2 separate regions of the Homo sapiens genome follow, and region 1 is linked to region 2. The links are chromatin loops, found by intact Hi-C in ENCODE. Cell type or tissue: psoas muscle. All regions are shown on one strand.

The links. Hi-C counts contacts between places; a loop is a spot of excess contacts. Peaks named below come from ENCODE experiments on the same cell type or tissue, not always from the same donor. Only the 100,000 strongest peaks of a DNase experiment are listed, where the experiment ranks them.
Region 1: it touches region 2 in a loop (2.1-fold over the local background); 8 of 110 quality-filtered maps call a loop at or near these places.

What each region holds. Positions count from the first base shown.
Region 1 is chr3:30,611,264-30,613,763 of GRCh38, forward strand. The region is part of intron 1 of TGFBR2 (transforming growth factor beta receptor 2); the gene reads left to right. Among named protein-coding and RNA genes, the nearest start is that of TGFBR2, 5.9 kb to the left of the region's middle. In psoas muscle, no CTCF peak of the experiment used is centred here; no DNase peak of the experiment used is centred here; H3K4me3 peaks cover 651 bases; H3K27ac peaks cover 1,385 bases.
Region 2 is chr3:30,496,266-30,498,765 of GRCh38, forward strand. No RefSeq gene overlaps it. Among named protein-coding and RNA genes, the nearest start is that of LINC01985, 21 kb to the right of the region's middle. In psoas muscle, no CTCF peak of the experiment used is centred here; no DNase peak of the experiment used is centred here; H3K27ac peaks cover 1,222 bases.

The DNA.
Region 1 (2,500 bases), 110 kb after region 2:
AGGTCGAGCATTTAACTAAGCAGTCACTGTTTGTTAGGTGTTTGGTCCAAATAGTAAAATCTTTACTTTCAGTTAGAATAGTTTTAGTTCTGATCACAATAAGTAATTTGACTGTTTTTGAAGTATGGAATTGGTTCTTGTATTCTCATGAAATATGGAAAAAGATGTTTCAACTTCTGACAAACATGATGGAAAGCTGCTAGAAGTTTTCATGCAATTCCTTTAGCCATAAATTTTGAATCAGTGTAGGGCCTTGAAAGCCACTGCAAAATTTTAAATAAAGTCACCAGAGGAATTATCCAGTAGATACTGATTCCTCTTTTTTTTTTTTTTCATAGAAGGGTGTCGGAAAGAGAATTTTATTACGAATGAAGTGCTAAAATCTAAATTTATTTTTTAAGTTTCTTTTTTCATTGGGTTTTATGTTTTGGTTTATAAGGGTGAAGCAGCGTTGGTTGAAGGGAAGTGTGGTCTTGTAGCCACCACTGCCTACTCTAGAGTAGCGTGGATATTATTTAGGTCTGATGCAAACCACCAAAGCAGTTTTAAATAGGGTGCAGGGGAAACATACTTCCTGGCTACAGCATGGCATTATTTGGCCAAGTTCCACATAAAAGCATAACTCTGTTACCTTGTTAGCTTCTACCCTCCAGGTCCTTATGTACAACTTCAGCAGATTTAAGTTATGATTTTCAGTAGAACAGATATGCATTCGCAGCAAGAATGCTCACCGCTTCTTTTGCACTCTCTACTTTCCTGGTAATATTTTGCTCCACAGGTACTTGTTGCTTGTGACTGAGGCAAGATAATGACTCATACTTCTTTGCTTGGCATGCCAAAGGGTTTGGAATGCTGGACAGGCAAATTGTCTCATCTCAGGGAGAAGGAAGAGAAAGACAATTAACATTTGAGAACCTACCCTGAGACAGCCACTTGATATTATGTATCTCATTTAATCCTAGGAAGAAATCTCCAAGATAAGTTTTATTATCTTTATTTTATGGATGGAAAGATGGATCCTGCTCAGGGTCTCTCTGGAGTTTTGCCTGGGTGCATGTATGAGTGTGTGGCCCAAGCTTCTTGTGCTTGCATGCTGCTAGGTTCTTTCGTGTGGTCTCTATGTGTGTATGCGTGTGTTGGGAGGGAGGCTGAAGAGGGGTGAATGGATATCAGATTTGAGAGAGGGGAAGCTTACCATCTAATGTCATCAGTTCAGTGCTCCTGATTTAATTGATTTGGTTTGCTTGCATTATCTGCCTCCTTCCTGACTACATTTGTACCACAGAAAATCAAGATAAGGCAGAGTTTCTTTGCATAAGGAAACTCTACAGCCCACAGTTTGACAATGGTGTCTTAGTGGTAGGACTCATGGTGGGTGACCTGTGGTTTGGCCACTTATAGCAGTTGGACATACCCCATTTGCAAAGATGTGTATTGTAAACCCCAAATTTTGAGTGTGTAGGACAATCATTTGTGTACAATCGTGTACAACTGCTGATGAGGGCAAGAAGAGCCGACTTTATCCAACATAACAAAGAAGAAGGGGACAGTTTGACTTTTGAAGGGGACAATTTGAAAACTTATAGGAGGTTAAGATTCTCTTCCTCACCCATTACATCAGGAGTACTTCTGCCTTTTACTTGCCACAGTCAGCTTTCTAGGTCTTAGCACCCAACAAGTAGCAACTATCCTCTTGGGTGTAGTCAGTTTAGTCTACTTATGGCCTCCTGCTTAGACTCTTAAGGGTTCCCTAGCATCTGTGTTTTGTTTGTAGGTTTGAAGCTATCATTATTAGATGAGATTTAGCTTCAGGGCCCGTACCTATGACTGGGGAGATTCTATCTGGGAAAGGTCAAGACATGCAGCTCTTTTTTTTTTTTTTTTTTCTTCTCTTTTCTGAGGGAATATTTTCCTCCAATTTTTTTCAGCTCTACAACTAAAATATAGACCTAGTATATGAACACAACTGGCCTCTGTCCTGGGCCTTAGATGGTACTCTGCTGTCATTCTTCTCTGGTCAGAGCCATGCCTATGGGGTGAGGTGACTTTTGGGCCTTCCAGTCTTACTCTCTTTTCATTTTTAGACCATGATTTGGTTATGTGGGAACCCACATTCGCTGTCCAGAAGGCCCTGAACTGGTATCTGCAGTTTGCATGGATCCTTGAAGCCATCTTCCTGAAGGCTGTCATTGCTACTGGTTGTGCAATCTCTGCACGAGGGTTGTTTAAGGGATAGCTCTGTGTGTGTGTGTGTCTGTATGTGAGAGAGAGAGAGAGAGAGAGAGAGAAAGAGAGAGAGAGACAGAGAGCGAGCTTGGGTGTCCACATATCACAAGGCCCCTCTTGATGTAGGATGGAGCAGGCAGGGGGGAGGAAGGCAAATTGATTACCAGGGCTCAGGATGATGTCTCTCTTTAAACCACCCATTTCTGTGGAAGGACTATGAACATTGTAGGAGTTCTAAAGTTGTACCTGGTCTTCCAAGACATTGAAAAGATAT
Region 2 (2,500 bases):
CATTTATGCATGGAAATATCCTAGAGACCAAAAGGGATGTATCAGACCAAAAAAAAAAAAAGAAAGAAAACCCAGAAAGGAAAAACACTACATGAGAAAGAACTGGAGGTCTAAATTCTTTAGGAAGAGAGTACATGTGACTATGGCAGGGTGGAGGTGGGGAGGGACAGTCACCCTGAAAATGACTTCAGGGTCTTAGGAGACAAATTCCAGATAGGCAACCTGCCCGAAAAGCTTTGATAAATGACATTTCTGCTAATACCAAATCAAAAGAAAAGATCAGTTTCCCCAGTGAATGAGGCTGAGCGAATCATACATCTGGGCGCTTTGGCATGCCGAGTAAATGAAATCATCCAGAGAGTCTAAAGAGAGTTATGTCTCTGCGGCTGAGGCTTGTTTATGGAAAAATGAGTTTCGGGGCTTGGCTTTGCTTAGGCACAGAGCATTCTGAGCTGTGGGTACACTGGTTATTCTTTACAAAGTAGTTCTTGTCCTCAAGAGCAAGTGTCCTGATTTCAGGCCTCTGCGGGAACTCAAAGTTTGGACCTATCAGTTTTCTTCATTTCCTGTGGGCTAGGCCACCACCCCTGTCGCAAAAAGCAGCTTTTAAAACTGCACCCTCAGTTCACTTGAATGCTGGTGCCTCATCCGAATAAGGAAGCCAAGAAACACACGAAGTGTATATGGGCTGGAAGCACAAAAATGTAGCAAGAAACGATGTGGCTATTTTACAGCATAACTAGCCTCATTCATACTCCCCTCCACACACATAGACATCCCATAAAAGTAGAGTTGCCTCTCCTTTCTTAGAGGTAGACTGAGCTTTTAAGACTCAGAGACTATAGGACAGATTACTTTCCAAGCTTGTTGCTGTGCAAGTTCCTATTCCCATATTATTCTCCAGCAGAAAAAAAACAAATTACTTATTGCCATTTTCTTCATTCATCAAAAGCATTGTGTAAAACTAGGACAAAACTAGGACATAACACTTGATAAGAGCCTTTAATTATGTTTCTTTGTCCCAAGTCTCTGTGGAGAGTTTAGTATTTCCAGAATAAACTTGATGTGATACCAGGGGATATGAACTCTTGTTAATATTTGAGAGAACAAAAGAAAGAATTAAAATTGTATCAGGAATGATGAGAGAAGACATAGTGGGCAGGATTTGGAGTTGTGCGTCAAACATATAATTTGTGGCCCCTTTTTCCCTTCTTGGAAAACTTTTCTACTTTCTCTAAAGTATGCACAGTGAAAGTAACTCTAAGGAGACTTCCACTGGTCTATGCCCATTTCTTTAGTCTCTTTAGGTTTGCAAATAACAGCAAATATTTTTAGGGATGGAAATGAGAAAGAAGGGTGGAAGAGTTTGTGCTGTAGCCACAGAGAGGCTATCAGTGAGAATCACTACTGCTATGGGGGTATTTTGCTGACCTTTATTTTTTATTTATTTATTTTTTTGAGACGGAATCTTGCTCTGTCCCCCAGGCTGGAGTGCAGTGGCCTGATCTCGGCTCACTGCAACCTCTGCCTCCTGGGTTCAAGTGATTCTCCTGCCTCAGCCTCCAAGTAGCTGGGATTACAGTCGCACATGCCACCGTGCCCAGCTAATTTTTTTTATTTTTAGTAGAGACGGAATTTCACCATGTTGGCCAGGCTGGTCTCGAACTCCTGACCTCAGGAGATCCACCCACCTCGGCCTCCCAAAGTGTAGAGATTACAGGTGTGAGCCACTGCGCCCAGCCTGACCTTTCTCTGTTACACTCACCCAGTAATTTATTAGATCACCAAAAGAGAGGACGTGTTTGAGAAGGGGCATAGTTCTCCCTGACTCTGCTTTAAAACACATGAGGGTATGCAAGTAAGTAAACATTTCTCTTGTCCAATAAGGTTCACGGTGTTTGCAGACCCAATGAGTCCTAGCTAGCAGTTGTAGGGAACAAAGCTTATTAGGCTCATCCATGTTTCCTACATGAACTCCAGCTCCTCTCCATACCATCCTTCATTCACTTCACAGATATCTTACTATCACTGCAAGAACTCTCTTTGCAGTTCTTGAAGCACTTTGGGGTTCCAGAGTTTCCTAAAGAAGACAAATGTAGCTAATTAGGAAAATGTTAGCATCCTTGAGACACTAATAAGGTATATGGGGCACAGGAAATATGGTGCACATGGAACAATTCTGCCTGGGTTCAAAGCCCAGCTCTGCCCCTGCCAGCTGTGTCACCTTGCATCTTGTGAGGAATCAGAGATTATTTATACAAAGCGGGTGTTCCAGGGCTAACCCATAGAAGATGTAGGAAATATTCATTTTCTTCCTTCTTTTCCATCCTTTTCCTCCCAACTTTGTGAAATTACCTGGAACTTAAATTCAGGAAGAACGGGTGCCCAAAGGGCATTCTGTCTTGTGTTCCCATGTTCCCACACTGTCAATAGAGGCTGCCCCTCACCACAGTCAGAGGGGACAAAGGAAGAGACCACAGGGGCAGGCTTTCCAGGCTAC